2 separate regions of the Mus musculus genome follow, and region 1 is linked to region 2. The links are chromatin loops, found by intact Hi-C in ENCODE. Cell type or tissue: left cerebral cortex. All regions are shown on one strand.

Region 1 (8,000 bases), 180 kb before region 2:
CCAGGCTGTTGTAACCATGGTTTAAGTATTTTATATTGTTTGAAAAGACTTGAAATAACTATCGCAGGTAATGTCCTTAAATCTTAACATCATTAATGTAATACTTTAGGAATATTCCTTATATTAGGTGCTGATTATTTTTATATGCTTGAAATATTTCATAATTTAACAAAAATCTCTTCTAAGCAACTTACTTTTACTGAGTAATAACTTTTTGGGGGGGGAGGGAAAGCCAAGTGTGGTGATGTGTGTGTGTGTGTGTGTGTGTCTGTCTGTCTATCTATCTATCTATCTATCTATCTATCTATCTATCTATCTATCTTATCTATCTATCTCTATCTATCTATCTATCTATCTATCTATCTATCTATCCATCTGTCACTCTTGTACTTTGAAATGAGAGGCAGACAGATCATGAGCTCTAGGCAAGCCCGAGTTACACAATGAGACTTTGTCTTAAAACAGCAGCAGCAACCAACAATAAGAACGCCCACAAAACCCAATAAGCCAAATCAAGCAAGCCAAAATTAAACAAAACGGTTATGGTTTGCATCGGCAATGACCCTACAAGTTTGAATTTCTGCCTCTTGGTCTCCAGGTGCTGACCTTGGAGGTGTTCACTGTCCTTGTCCTTTGGCTCGTGGAGCCTCGCTGGGGGAAGCTGGCCACTAGGGATGGGCCTTTGAATGTTATAGGACTTCCTGGTTGAGGCATGCTTGCTGATTGCCTGGTTTGTCTGGGATGTAAGAACAGCTGCCAAGTGTTCTCTTTGTCCTAAAGCCACTCCCTTTGCCTTTTCCACCGTGATGGCTGGATCCTCAGAAACTGTGGGTCAATATTAGCCTTTCCCTCCTCAGAGCACTTCTCTCAGGGACTTTACTCATAGCCATGAAGAAAGTAACTGGAACCGAAGCCAAACCAATATCTACAACCCAGCAGTCTTACAGATTCTAAGTGAAGGCAATTTCAGAGTTAAGAGCTTGTGAGATTTCCTTTCTGAACAAGAACAAGCTATTTTGAACAGTCCTATCAATACTTTTTATATATATTGGACACCATGGGTTTGATGTTGGGGGTAAAGCACGGGCAGATAATTGTCTATCAAGTCTAGGTTATTTCATGGTCATGACTGAGTCAGAGATCCTATAAAACACAACTAAGTGGTTGTATTCTCAGATTGTATTAAGTATCTAAGACCACAGGTTGGTTCTTTTGTGTTGCGTGCCGGCAGTACTCAGTGGTGAATCAGAGTGGGGAACGTTCAGTGCTAAACACGAACAGGCAAGGCAGCAAAGCCGACCACCCTACTCTGAGGAACAGGCAAGGCAGCAAAGCTGACCACCCTACTCTGAGGTGCTGAGCTACCAGCCCAGAGAAACCTGAATTTCTGCTTTTTGAGAACCCTTGGTATTAATTTGTTTTTTGATGGCTTTTGCAGTCATATACAGCTATGTCAAGATAGTAATTTAGGTTAAAAAAGATAAGCCATGATTCATTCAGAGCAACACAAAAGCATTAGAGGCTATTTGGATGTTAAGAAATGTTTGTGATATGACAGTAGAAGCAGCTGGTAGGTCCGATGACTCACCCTGTCCCCATCAGCAGAGGGTCACACCTAATCTTTGCTGTGACTTCTAGCAGATTCTTAATAGAGCCAAAGATGCAACAACCTGTAGCCCCCCTCCTAAAAATTGCTGGGTAAATAGAATTAAGGATTATTGTTGAGAAATAAACTGAAGATTATCTAAGTGAGGAGTGGAGATTTTAAAGACTAAAAATAAACAGATACTGTGTTTAAATTATTTAAAGTGCTAACGGTCCCACAATTTGGTTAGGAGTCCCTTGAGCCTATAGTATGAATGTTCAGGCAAGATGGGAGAGGAGGCAGCACTGTCTTACCAAGGATGCTACAGAGTAGACCTTTGGCTTAGACTGTTTGACTCCCTTGCAAAATAAGGGAATCTGAGCCCTAAGTTTGTAATTTCACGCTTTTATTAGGGTTACTGCAACACAGAGGCTGCAGGTGCCGTGGCTTTCTACCTTCCTCTTCCCATCGGTTTTCCTGGCCAGAGACTTTGGCAAGGCAGACATTTGGCAGTGTTTATATCTAATTTGAGGGCTGCTAAGTTCTCTGTGGCTACGTACACTCAGGCTCATCTCTCTTTGATGACAGAAAAACAGAGAACAAATACCATGTCAAGAGAACATCTGCTTTGCCAGGAAATTAAAAACATACACGTTTACAGATCTAATATTTTATGAATTCATTGGGAATTTTGTACAATGCATTTTTGATCATACTCATCTCCTACCCTCCCCACCCAAACACCTCCTAACGCACCTTCACCTCCCTAACCCCCTCAACATTTTCTTCTCTCCCTTTTTTTCAGATAATGTATCAATTCCACTTTGTGCTGTCCACCCACACATACTCCTGGATGTAGAGCCATCTCCTAGAGCATGGCCACACCATCAAAGCAAGCTGACTCTCTTCCCAGAAGCCATGAACTGTCCACAGCTCCCCAGAGAGGGCAAAGAACTCATGGACCCCTTCTACCACCATGATAGGATGTTGACTGGATTGATCTCCTACAGGTCTTGGGTAGGCAGCTATGTCTGCTGTGGCTCTATGAGTGCAGTGATCCTGCCCTATCTGGAAGACATTGTTTTGAATTGTACAAATAAAACTTGGAAGCAAGGCAACCCGAGGGACAACTGCTCTATATTTCTTATTAATATATTTTAAAGACAGTCCAGTTTATTATAGAGAACATTTTTTTTTTACTGAAATAGCTTCAGCAGCCATGGAAAGACAGTAACATCTGGACTGCTGTTGGAATTGGTTGTTTGAGTGTCTCTTCTTAGCTGCAGAAGGATAGAGCCTAAGGTCTAACCTTGGAATTTGGAGGGCTGCTCCTTTTACTCACTTTTCATCGGAGCATCACGGTGCATGAGTGGGCAGCATCAGAGAGCCCTGATGTTTCGTTTTACCTACCTTGAAATGCATGGATGATCTGACTCAAGGCAGCAGGATTTTCCCCTTGAGTCAGAATGACGCTTGGGTATCGATTGATTCCTGGAGTCCATTCTCATTTACTTTTCAATTCTTTAAAGAATAATTATGTACTTTATTTTACCTCATGTTTGTGAGTATTTTGCCTGAATGTATGTATATGTACCACAACTGTGCCTGGTACCCACAAAAACAAGAAGACGATATGAGGTGGTTTGCAACTGAAGTTGCAGATGGTTGTTCGAGACCATGTGGGTGGGTGGAATTAAAATTTGGTCTTCTGTTCCAGCAAAAAGTACTCTTTACTACCGAGCCATTTCCCCATGAACATACTCATTATCGACTTTTTGGGATTCCAAAAAACCAAAACCAAAACCAAAACCAGTCACATCAAGGAATCAAGGAGAGCCCATTTTTACAGTAAACTGGTGCAAGTGATGGGCAGTGCAATCTGAAATGTCTAAGGTGTCCTCAAGATGGTGGCATTTCTGATTAGGTGAGCAATGATGGAATCAGACCTAGGGAGCTTTGACTGTTATTGAGGATTGGGTTCAGCTATGATGTGCAGTGCACGGACCTGCCAGCAGAGGGCAGTGCAGTAGCCACCTAGGTGGGGAAGAGACATCAAGATGGTAGAATGCAAAACGGTGCCTAGTGAAGGTGGAATAGGCCTTTATCTTAGCAGTCTGGAGGCAAAGCCAGGTGGATCTTTGTGAGTTCGAGGCCAGAATGGTTTACAGAGTAACTTTCAGGACAGCCCACTCAGCACCACCAAGCACCACCACCACCAGTTCAGAGGACACTGGGAAATACTAAATGAAAGGAAGCAAGTGGCTGTGAGCCTTAGAGCCTGGGTTTGATTGTATAGTGGGAAGAAATAATGCTTATTTCTTTTCTTTTGAGGAATAGTTCTTTTGTAATTACTGGTGTTACTCTGAGTGATTGCCATTAAGTGACTATTTTGTTCATTGATGTATTCTTTAAAAAATGTGAGGATCAAGAGCAGCCAGGATCCAGGGAGGACCCATGTGAAACTGTCTTCTAGACAGAACAGGACAGAAGTATTACACGTATGAACTCACAGCAGCTGTGCTTGCCTGGGCAAAATCCCACCAGCCATTGTTGTAGCATGGTGTGTGTGTGTGTGTGGAGGTGTGCGGAGTGGTCATGAGCATCCACTAACTGAGGAGATGTGGACAGTTGACAAAACCCACACCCAGGAGTAGGAGGACAGCACACATTGGAGTTGATAGGTTATTCTAAAATGAAAGCCACAAAGGGGGAGGGGGTGTGCTAAGGAGGTGATGGTGGATCCTGGAAAAGTTATGGGGAGGAATGGGTACAAATGTGATAAAAATACATTATACAAAGTTCTTAGAGGAGAAAGTGGGGAGAAGCCTTGAAGATATGGGCACAGGGGAAAAATTCCTGAATAGAACAGCAATGGCTTGTGCTGTAAGATCGAGAATTGACAAATGGGACCTCATGAAACTGCAAAGCTTCTGTAAGGCAAAAGACACCGTCAATAAGACAAAAAAACCACCAACAGATTGGGAAAGGATCTTTACCTATCGTAAATCAGATAGAGGACTAATATCCAATATATATTAAGAACTCAAGAAGGTGGACTCCAGAAAATCAAATAACCCCATTAAAAAATGGGGCTCAGAACTGAACAAAGAATTCTCACCTGAGGAATACCGAATGGCTGAGAAGCACCTGAAAAAAATGTTCAACATCCTTAATCATCAGGGAAATGCAAATCAAAACAACCCTGAGATTCCACCTCACACCAGTGAGAATGGCTAAGATCAAAAATTCAGGTGACAGCAGATGCTGGCGAGGATGTGGAGAAAGAGGAACAAGACTTCTTAATAGCTAGCTTTGCAGTTAGTGGTCTTAGCCTGGAGACGGGCTGTACCAGTGTAAGCTATAGATGGGCACCCCACTGAGAGAGAACATAGGGGGTTCTCCCCATCCCTGTTTCTCCTTTTCCTCCTTCTCCTGTACAGCTCAGTGTGTGTGTTTTGCATTGTGAGGTCCGGGTGCTATGTCCAGGGTGGGTTCATTCTCCCGCCCCTTTGTAATAGAGATGGTAATAGAAAGAATGATTATGTTCGTGAATACCTGTGTCCTTTTGTGTCCTTAGTATTTCTGGGACAAGGGCCATAGAAATTTTTATCAAGATTTGTTTTAATAAGTGTTTGAACATTAAAGGAAATGAGTAACAGAAGCACATAAAAGGCCCTCACCAATGTAGCATACTGCAATTTCATAACTGTCCCATCTTCAAAGTCACACTTTAAAACCCCTCTGGTCAGCTGACTTTTTTTTTTTTTTTTTTTTTTTTTTTTTGCCTACTTCCCAAATTAGGGCTGCCATCCATTTTTCAGATTTGATCCCTTTATTCTCCTTTGGTGGAGAATAAAGAAAATTTCCCTCTTAATGTGTCTACAAGATCTAGCATCTTCTTTCTGTGCCTGCTTTTAATGAATCATTATGTTATTTACTGTCCATTCAGCTGTGAGCAATCTCCAGCATGAGGCCCCGAGCGCTGGCCTCAGCACATAGCCTCTCTGGCGAGAGGTCTGAACTCAAGCCTGCTGGTTTTCACTAGCAGACTATTTCTGTTATTTAGGGCTGGCCACCGCAGACTCCCTGGAAACAGCTTCCTGGTGTGTCCTGCTGTTTGTTAGTCTTAAAAGGCATCCATGGGGCCTCCACATATATCAGGTATTTTCCAAGGGTCTTCTGGATAATGGAACAAAACTGCACCCTCTTCACTAGGCCAGAACCTGGAAATCAGTTTGCTGATGAGGGCACCGTTCCTCCTCCCGCAATTCTCAATGGTATCTGTATCCTGAGCTATCTTTTTGTTTGCTGGAGATCTTTTTCTGTTCAGCCACCTCACTCTAGGCTTTAAAAGGCCTTTGTTGAATGTGCCTTCTGCAGTTATCAGAACTCCCGTTTCAGCATGGGGTTATGAAAGTTCCATTTCTTGGCTCCATTCTATTCTTAGAATTCTAGGGACTCTACAACCTTCTAACATATTGAATAGTTCTCATGCAAGGTACTCTAAGAGTGACTCTGAGAATAAATGGAATGAGGTTTTCAAGCTATTTGAAGTACATAATTTAGAAGCTCTACTTTCTGTTTCATTTTGGTACTTCTTGTGAGTGTGTGGTATTCTTTTCTTTGCCTGCTTGCCTTCCTACAACATGGTGAAGACAGTTGTGTGACCCTTAAAATAAAATCTCAAGTCAAGAAGTAGTCGGAAGACTGAAAAGGGAAGGCATGAATGTGCCTATGCACTTCATCTACTTCAGATCTATGAGATCTACAGGGGTTCGCTATGCTGGAGAAAATGTTCTGAATATGGCTCAGGAGAAAATGTCATGGCACAACAGACACTCTATACATGCCTTTATGCCTTATTACCATGTGTGCAGGCAGTGTGTTTCAGACCCATGTGACGGCCAGAAAAACCTAGGAAACTTTAAAAATGAAGTCGTCTGCTAAGGCAGATGGTGTGGTATACATTTGTGATCTAGTGATGGGGAAGCAATGGTAGGAAGATGTTAGCCTAAGAGTAGCCTGTGCTGTGTAGTGAGACTGTCTCAAAAGCAAAGAAGCAAACTCCGACATAACCCAAACTATTTGCTACCCAAGACAATGGCATGCGATAAGTTCTGAATATCGGCTGCTAAAATATTCCTCATTTTATTTTATAGGAACCTTAGCAATCCTTGCATGGTGGTTTTAGCATTACAACGTCAGGATGGATGTGATGACACATGCAATTTTAAAAAAATTATTTATTTATTATATGCAAGTACATTGTGGCTGTCTTCAGATGCACCAGAAGAGGGCATCAGACCTCATTATGGATGGTTGTGAGCCACCATGTGGTTGCTGGGATTTGAACTCAGGACCTTCGTAAGAGCAGTCAGTGCTCTTAACTGCTGAGCCATCTCTCTAGCCCAATAGATACAAATTAAGCACAAAATTATACAAGACTTTGTACAGCGCTGTTTGTGCATGGTTCCCTGTGCCAGAGGTTGAAGAACAAAAGGCGAGGACAGAGTCTATGAAAAATATGTCACCTCTTTTATCTCTGTGACAAGAAGGCCAAAGCTATATGATTTGGTTGATGTATAGTTTGGTTTGAATGAGAAAATTACAAGCCTGAATGGCATGGTTTCTCAGAACACAGCCTGGTCTACCACCACTCATCAGCCCCAGCAACTTCTGCTCTGACAATATTACTTTCCACTGCTTGGTTTGTAACCCATTGAGGGAAAGTAGAGCCTCAGAGCACCAGCCATTCAGAAAGTGAGGATGACCAGGCAGAATCTTTTTCTTTATAGATAATGGTCTGTTAATGGGCCAGAATTAAATTATGGTGCCAAGGTCCAGCCTTGGCTTGGAGAGGGATTCTGAGGAAGGGGTGTTGGAGAGCAGCGAAAGAAATGACTTGAAGTCAAATCATAGGTACAGACTAACAGTGCGAGTTCTACCCAGGACAGCTTTCTCTGGAGATCTTAGAAAAAGACTGCAAGTACAGTTTATTTAAAAAAAAATTGCAACTGAATTCAGAGATCTGTCTGCCTTTGGAAGCACAGAGAATAAGTTTAGCTGGGTGGGATCCTGTTCTGAAATTACCATTCTCACAATGTCTGAGCCTAGGCCTAAACTTGCTCTGTCCCAGGCTGACCTTGATCTCAGGAATCAGCCTGCCTTTATAAGTACAAACAATAAACTTAGCTGGGAGGGATCTTGACCCACCACCACCCCTCTCCAAATTTCTCTCTTTCCCTCATATTTTTCTGACAAGCTGGCTCATAGTGCAGCTGTCTTTGTTCTTTTAGGTTCGTGAAGTCCCTCATATAATTCATATTCTATCCTTTTAGAGTACAGGTGCTGTGACTACTGATAACATTACTCCCCAACTCAGGAAATGTTTTCTCACCAACTTGGTCCTTTCTCA
Region 2 (8,000 bases):
GAGTGCTCAGTATCCGTGTGTGTATTGAAGAGGACAGGTAAGTGTTACCATATTGGAAGAATATCGACTGAACAGAGAAAGTTTTAGTTCCTGTCTTTGCCATTGCTGACTTTTTATCATGGTTATAAATTACTTTCCTACCTAAAATAACAATGAAATTATTTCTATGTGGGAGAAGCTGTTGCTCTTGGTATGAATTTTAGACTGGAGCAAATACCCCATGATTTACTTTGTACAATAAACTGAGCATCTATAATGAGGCTATTGAACTTTTCTTTGTAAATGACAAACTGTTCTAAAATTAATTTACCCAAAAATGTCTAAAACATCTAGATTGTTCCATTAACTGAAAGGTCCTCTGCCACAGTTTGTCTGGGAATATCAGACAAACATATACATATAAGAAGGAAATGATACATTGGTGTCGGGTTGGAAGTCTGTAAGGTCATCTAAATGGACCATATATTGAAGGTATGTCCTGTGGCTTGGACTCTCGGGAGGGGAAAGAAACTGAGATCCAGGTAGATTTCCAGTCTTGTGGGCATGAGGGCATGCCTCTGAAGAGACCATGAGGACCCAGTGATTGGGTCATCCTTATCTTCTTCTTCTCCTCCTGCTCCATCTCTCTTACTGTAAGAAGGTCAGATCAATAGATTTGATCTTCTCCATGACCCATGATGACTTGCTGACCCACCTAAGGCAAAGGTGCAAGCCTGTGAGCTAGACACATGTACCTACTTCATGGATGGTTTTCTCCTGTATGTACCGTAGCAGTGGAAAGCTAGTTCAACTGGCAGTCAAACTGTGGCTCTCTGCCTCTTGTATCTGTATGTTCTGAGGAATAGGCAGTGGAGTAGAGGAAATTTTTGTGGAGACATATTTTAAGCATTCGAGGACATTTATCAGACTTAAATGACACAAGAGGCAATAAGACTGGAGATCCCTGGAGGTCTCTACTGCAAATAGCTCTCTAGTCTGCCCTTTATTGAAGGTTTTACTTTCTACTATTTCAGTTTTCTACCCACTATATGGAACTTTCCAGAAAAAACAGTTTGTAAGTTTAAACTGCATGCCATTTGGAGGAATATCATGAGATATTTGTGCTATCTATCCTACCCAGGTTATGAGGCATTTTTATATCTAGTGTATCCAGAATACATATGCTAGCAGTCTGTGTTTCACTTGGTGGTCACCTCCCTTCTGAGAATGACTGTGGTAGTGTTGAAGTTCTTGTGAATAAGCAACCTCTATTATATAGCAGTGGCCCCAAAGGGCCATAGTGATGTGATTCAGATAAGCCAAATGGAGATGTGTGTTCCTTCACATCCCCACAAGAAAATGTTAACTACAGTACGATAGGCGATGGAGATGTGTTTATAAAACTTTTGTTACATTCTATTGTTATAATTGTTCATTTCATTATTAGTTGTTGTTGTTCTTACCTTCTGTGTCAAGCTTTTAGCCAACTTTGTCATGGTTTCTGAAATGTTCTAGAGGTCTCTGAGTAGATCCTCCATGTATAAAGGGGACTGCTCTCTACTTTATGCCCTTTTTTTCTTTCTTCTACCTTTCTGTCTACTTACCACCTCATTTATTTTGATATGCTCACCTGGAATTTTGACTTTTTCTTTGACAGGGTTTCTCTGTGTAGCCCTGGCTGTCCTGGAACTCATTCTGTATACCAGGCTGACTTTGAACGCCGAAATCCACCTGCCTCTGCCTCCCAAGTGCTGGATCAAAGACATGTGTCACCACTGCCCAGCGAATTTTGGCTTTTAAGACATCACTTGGCACCACTGCATTTCAAAAGATGCTTTATTACATTTGCACAAGTGTGTGTAGGGTATGTATGGGTGTGTGTGTGTCTACATGTGTGGTGTCTGTAGCTATGTGTGCAGAGTATGTGTGTACAGAGCATGTGTATAAGTGTGCATATGAAGGTGTGTGCATGTGTGCATGTGTATGTGTGTGTGCATGTGTGTTTGTGTATGTGTGCATGTGTGTGTGTGTGTGTGTGTGTGTGTGTGTGTGTGTGTGTGTGTTTGGGGGGTATATGGAGTTAAGTGGTAATGTGTAGGGACAGATTCTCTCCTTCCACTATGAGGGGCCTCAGGGGTCTAACTCAGGTTGTTAGGTTTGGTGATACCTGCATAACCTACTGAGCCGTCTCACTGGTCTAAGTTTTTAAGAATACAAGTTTTGTTTCTTTAAAAAAAAAAGAGAGAGAGAGAGAGATCTAACCATATTAAATGTAGTTTTTGTAGGTCATCTTATTGGAACCTGAGAACAGGCCTCTGCCTTCAGTTCCTTTGTGTGCTATGTATTTCTTCAGTTCCTTTATGTGCTATGTATTTCTTAGGCTGTGTACATTCTTACCACTTTCTGCTTTCTTCCTCGACCTAGCCTGGGAGCACACAGCTACTGCTGGCTCTACTTATGTAGGCATTTGGGGGTTTCTATCTTCTCCCTATCTGTAGAAGAGTTGGCATCTATTCTGGAAAGGTATGGAATTGCCCAAAGAACTGAACTACTCATCAAGAGAGGAATCTGGTTTGATAATCTTGTCCTGTTTCCATTTAGACTATCATTAATTCAGCAGCTTCACAGGCTGAGGGTCCTTCCTCAGAGCTGTTCATTGTTCCTATAGCTTGTAACATGTGTGCCTTAAAGGCCTTTCCTTAGAACCGGACTGTGCAGTGTCATAAGTTGGCATAGCTATGTCGATAGTGTGCTGCACGGTGGAAGGACTTTCACCTCCCAGATCAGCTTCTCATCCAATCTGTACTTTATTGAAAGACTTAAGTCCTGTGTTCTTTGTTATTATTGGAGTTACAGATCAGAGGGGTATGGAGCATGTGAATCATTTAAGACGCTGGCATGCCTATAAGGAAGTGAGTTCAGTTTTCAGAAAGGGCCGCTTAGAAGCCTTTGTTAATCATTGCTATGAGAGAAGAGTGTTTTGTGCAATCACTGCTTGAAAAATAGGTTAAAATCCTCCAAAACTATTATGTTCAGCAACCCTGCTCATCAGATTTGTTTTGGTCATTTGCTTCTATGTCAGTTTTCAAAAGTTGAACTTGTTAGACACACAGAGTCCTTCCTTCACCGTCCCAATATTAAGAAGCACAGAGAGCTGAACCTGATGGTGCTGCCTGCAACACTGACTCCTAGGGAGGTTAAGTAGGTTCAAGGCCTGCCTGGGCTACATAGAGAACACTGGGTCAGCCTGGGCAACTTAGTAAGATGCAGTCCTCAAACAAAGCAAAAAAACCAAAAACAGAAAAAAAGTATGAATCTGAAGCTCAGAGGCAGAGCAATTCCCAGCTCTTGTGAGGCCACAGGAGTTACTCATTCCCCAGTGTCTCTTTTTTAAAAAAGGAATCTGTTCAACTGAAAGCATATGTGCGAACAAGAGATACTTCCCTAAACCAAAAAAATGCTTACAAAAAGGACTTTAAGCAGAGTGTGTAAAACATCATGGCTTCTCGCAGGCCTGCTGCCTTTTATGTACTGGTAATTGAAAGGCCCACGAAACACTGTTTTATAGGTAGCTTCTTTAGCATGATGTCACATGAATTGAAGATTGATATCAGATTCTATACTTCTTATGACCTATAATTAGGGTGTGTGACTTTCAGTGGCCACGGGACTGAAAATCCATTTCCCAATAAAGGAGTAATTATTACTACGTGGGGGAGTACTTGTCTTTTAAAAATAGGTTAAGTATAACTTTTTTTTTTCGAGACACCTAATCTAAATCGAATCATTGTTTTGTATCCTTCAGAGACATTCTGAGAACTAATGTGGCCATCCTTATTTTATAAATTAAAAAAGAAAGAAAGAAAAGAAAACAACAAGAAGAGTGATCCAATGCAGCGAGGTGACTTGTGCAGCTCTGAGAGACACGGTGGTTAAGACAAGCCTGGCTTCCTGGCTTTCAAGTCTCTACTGCCCCCTTTAAAATCTGAAGGAAAAGAGACTTGTAGCAAACCTCTGGAAAGACTGCTGGTGAATGAAGAGTTTGCAGGGTAAGGTTGAAACAGCCCTCTAGCGTGACTGAAAGTCCTGCATGTCCTCTTTCAGCCTTCGGGCTTCACTCCTGAGGAACATTTCCCGAGGCATGGTCTCCCTGCTCTCTCGAAATCTCGAATGGTGCAAGAACTAAAGGCGAAGAATTTTGAAGTCAACTAATTGGACAAAGAAAGACTGTTTTACGACCCACTGCTGTTCTCTACGTTCTTCCCGAGGGACAGTTTTGCCAGTGTTCCGCTGGGACACCTGGGCTTGTGATCTGAAGGCGCAGGGTTCCAGGGACACCTGTTAAGGGCTTTGCTGCTCCCGTCCCCCAGGCACTGGACTCGTGTTAACCACAGTTCCTGTGCCTGCGCTGTGTGGCAGGGCGCGCTGGCTGTTTGTCCTTGGGATCCAGCTTCTGCGAGGAGTTCGTTCTCCTCCTTGGTTTTTACACAAGGAAACTCCTAGCCCAGAGTGGGATTCTGCCCCTCCACCCCAAGTGTGGAACCTCTCTCCAGCCCACACCCGCAAGCCTGAGGTGTCTGTCGCTGTTCACATAGCCAGGGACCACAGCTCCCTCCCTGCATCGGGGTTCGCCACTGCCCTGCACTTTTCTCTGCAGATTAGGTGAACTCCTAAGTGGAGTGAATAGCAGCTGCAGGGAGTGGTGGCGAGGAACGATGAGGCGCTACGCTGCATAGCGTGCAACTAAGGTTGGAGGACACTAATCTCCAGTCTCTGACTACGGGGAACTTATCTGCCTCACTCCCTCGCTCCGCAGTTCCCCTACCTGTGTCCTTTCCTTCCAGGGCGGCGTTTCTCTCCACTTCTATCTCCGATCCTCCTCCCTCCCCACCCACTCCTACCCGGGGCTCTGAGCTGTGCAGTGCGGGGTCCCTGATCGAGTGGCTTTAGAGGTCCACCGAGAAGCCGAGCAGGCACAGCATTGCAGCTGTTCCGCTTTGCCGCTCCTGCTTCTGATCTCACTTGCTGGCTCACACCAAATCGGACCTGCTTTGGGTGCCTCCCAGGACTGTCTCCAGACTGGCTGTTTAGATAATCCCTTGCTTGAAATTCCTGGATTCCTCATCTGAGAAGGAACGCGCAAGAGTCAATACAGTAAGTAAGTTCAAACTCCAGTTCTCCTTCTGAGATCATGAACAGCCCTAGAGGAGCCCCGGGTCCTGTCAGGGGTAAGAGGGCATGGGGATGTGTTCCGAAGGGGAGCCGCCCACCCCTCCAGGCATTAAGTGGAACACTGGAACTAGGTGGGCTAGTACCACTTCGCTTTTCTTCTTTTGCTGGACTTTTTCTTTTCTGCTGAAGGTTATAGACTGTTCCTTGATTGAGCGCTACAGTATGAGACAGTAAGATATGACTTTGCCCCCTCTTTAAAACTCAAGCACTTTCTGAAGTGCAAGATCATGTAGGGTTTTCTAAGGCTGTTCAAAAATAGAGATTTATTTAGGCTTCCATTCATTTCCCCAAGATGGGGTCACCTACTAGTAGAAGTCTGTGGTTGTGTGGCATGGTGGTGGTGGTGGTGGGGCAGTAATATTTAAATGTCATTCTTAGTAGAGACTAGTCATTAAAATCCCAGTGTCATTTAAGAGACTACACTACTGTCAAAGACAGGAAGCACAAATACAGGAAAGAGAAGCATTCGCTGACTTTTCAGATGATCCATCCATCTCTACTTAGGCAAACAATAATGCCCTGTATGTTGCAGTGTTAAAGACCGCATCTCCCCTCACAGGAGATCCAACAGGTGCAGGCAACTATAGTTTGTAGCATGGAACTTGGGGGTTTTCCCTGGGAAAACAATACTGGAAGGAGGGCTAGACAGGGATGTCACACTTTGCCCACCTGGAGTGACTCTATCTCAGAAATAACTTGCAATTCCAGTGATTTCAGCATGTAGTTAAAGCAGGAGAAGGTTTCTGGCTTATTAAAGAAAGCACCTAGAGCGTCAGAAGGAAAAAAGCATCATTTCCCTTTCTACACTGACTGCTTCTGTAATAAACTCAGTCAAGGGGCACCTGTTCAAGAGAACAGCGCTATTCAGAGTTTTGAATTTCTTGAATAACCTGAATGTCTCATTTTGCCTTGTTTCAAGGAAAGGCTCTCCCCCTTGCCTCTTTCTGGTTTGACTGGGGGCCTCAGGAGTGTCACGCGTGGCAGTGTCTACCCTCACGTTCTCTTTCACTCTCCTACTTTTCCAGAAGTGCTGTTGTGAATGATACATTCTGTGTCCTGGGTAGTGCTTTGCCCAGCCCAGGGCTAGTACTGTGCCTGCATGCAGCTCAGAGTGTTCACAGGGTAATAGCTTGCAGATCGATAGCCATTCCTGCAGAGGAGCTGTAAGACTCCAGCGAAAGGATTTCAGAGGGAAGAAAATGTGATTGAAAAGAAAAAAAAGGAAGTAGTCAATAAATCAAATGCGCTTCTCTTCCCAGTGCCCTTAAATCTGTGCTTACACTCAGCTCGTGGGTGCAACTTTTGCAAGTCTGCTCAACTCTGGTTGCCGTGGATGGTCTGAGTAACTGCTCCATGAAGTCAGTCTCTTAGCTTAGGGAAAATGGGACAGCCAATCAAAGGGGCCAGGGTTCAAATGCCATGTTTTCATAATGGGCAGTGGGGCTGGTATCCCTGGAACGTTCTGTTTGAAATCTATGTTGACTTGTATAGAATGGACCAGTATAGCAACAAAGGAAAACACACAGAAAGTTCCCAGGCCCCTAGAAGTGTGTGTGTGAGTGTGTGTGTGTGTGTGTGTGTGTGTGTGTGTGTGTGTGTGTGTGTAGCGCAGGGGCAGGGGAGATATGAGCATTTGAGAAAAAGAATTCTATGTGGAGCATACTGACAGGCGATTTCAGAGGTTGTAATCAGGAACTGATTTAATAGGGTCTTAGGGCAACCTTCTTGAAGAAGCAAGTAGCAAGTACCAGACTAAGAACAAGCAAACAAACCTGAGGCTGCTATAGCAAGGCAAGGAATCCTTTGTGTTTTTACATTTATTCAAGAAGGGAATTGAAATTATACTTTGTATTAAAAAGGTGGCAGTAGTTATTAATAAAATTGTATTCTCCTTTAGCTTTGTATTGGTTTTGTCCAATAATTGAGTAGCTTTACTGTACCAGAGGGTGCACTGTGAGATTAAACAAAAGGTCTTTAGAGATGGCTGTCCTAGGTTGGTAAACTGGAACAGTCACACTGTGGGCAGTGATTAAAGGGAGAATGAACCTTCTGAATGACCGGAAGAACGGCAGAGTCCTCAGTTCACCACATGGGGAAGCCTGGGGTGTTCTCAACTTGGTAGCCATTCAGTATGACAGAGCAGCAGATGTGTATTGAGATGTCAAGGAGAATCAGGACAGAGTGTCTGCAGGGATGTCGGCAAGCCTTGAGTGCCATAGTAAGGAGCTGAGGTTTACTTTAGTGAGAAAGCAAATTAAGATGTGTTTTGAGCATATCATGAATCAAAAAATTCCATTCAGGGCTGTAGATGCGAAGGAGTCCACGAACAGAGATGGTTATATAAGAGGTGGGGGGATGAAGACTGAAAGTTAGGCCAATTTGAGATTACAAGAATAACACCTTGTTACTACCTTAAACCTAAGGGAGATAGAAAAGTTAGGCAGTGTAACCTAGGCCCGCAAAACACCTCCATCCACCGGAAACCATCACAAGGGGTCTACCCTGTGGTAATCAAGGCCACAGAGGAGCTGCCGAGGCTACCCAGGGTACAGAGAGAGGAAGGAGAAGCCTTGGTTTTTCCTTCCTTTTGCTTTCTCTCCACGCAGCTTTCTCTTTAAACTTATTTATACATGTATAGTGTGTGTGTGTATGTGTGTAGCTTTATGTGTACACGTGTGCATGCATGTTCATATGTATAAGTGTGTGCTAGTATGGGTGTGGTGTATGTGCGTATGTGTGCAGGTGTGGTGTATGTATGTATGTATGTGTAGGGCATATGTGATGTGTAC

The links. Peaks named below come from ENCODE experiments on the same cell type or tissue, not always from the same donor. Only the 100,000 strongest peaks of a DNase experiment are listed, where the experiment ranks them.
Region 1: a loop joins it to region 2, with 1.9 times the contacts of the local background. A loop is called at or near these places in 2 of 42 quality-filtered maps.

What each region holds. Positions count from the first base shown.
Region 1 is chr3:82,721,351-82,729,350 of GRCm38, reverse strand. No RefSeq gene overlaps it. Among named protein-coding and RNA genes, the nearest start is that of Gm29999, 60 kb to the right of the region's middle. In left cerebral cortex, a CTCF peak has its summit at 3,596 (motif pointing right); a DNase peak (open chromatin) is centred at 3,599.
Region 2 is chr3:82,544,970-82,552,969 of GRCm38, reverse strand. It overlaps Npy2r (neuropeptide Y receptor Y2), which reads left to right and starts at 4,885. Exons shown (of 2, transcript NM_008731.3): 1 at 4,885-5,133. In left cerebral cortex, a CTCF peak has its summit at 3,990; DNase peaks (open chromatin) are centred at 4,041, 4,489 and 4,963; H3K4me3 peaks cover 1,183 bases.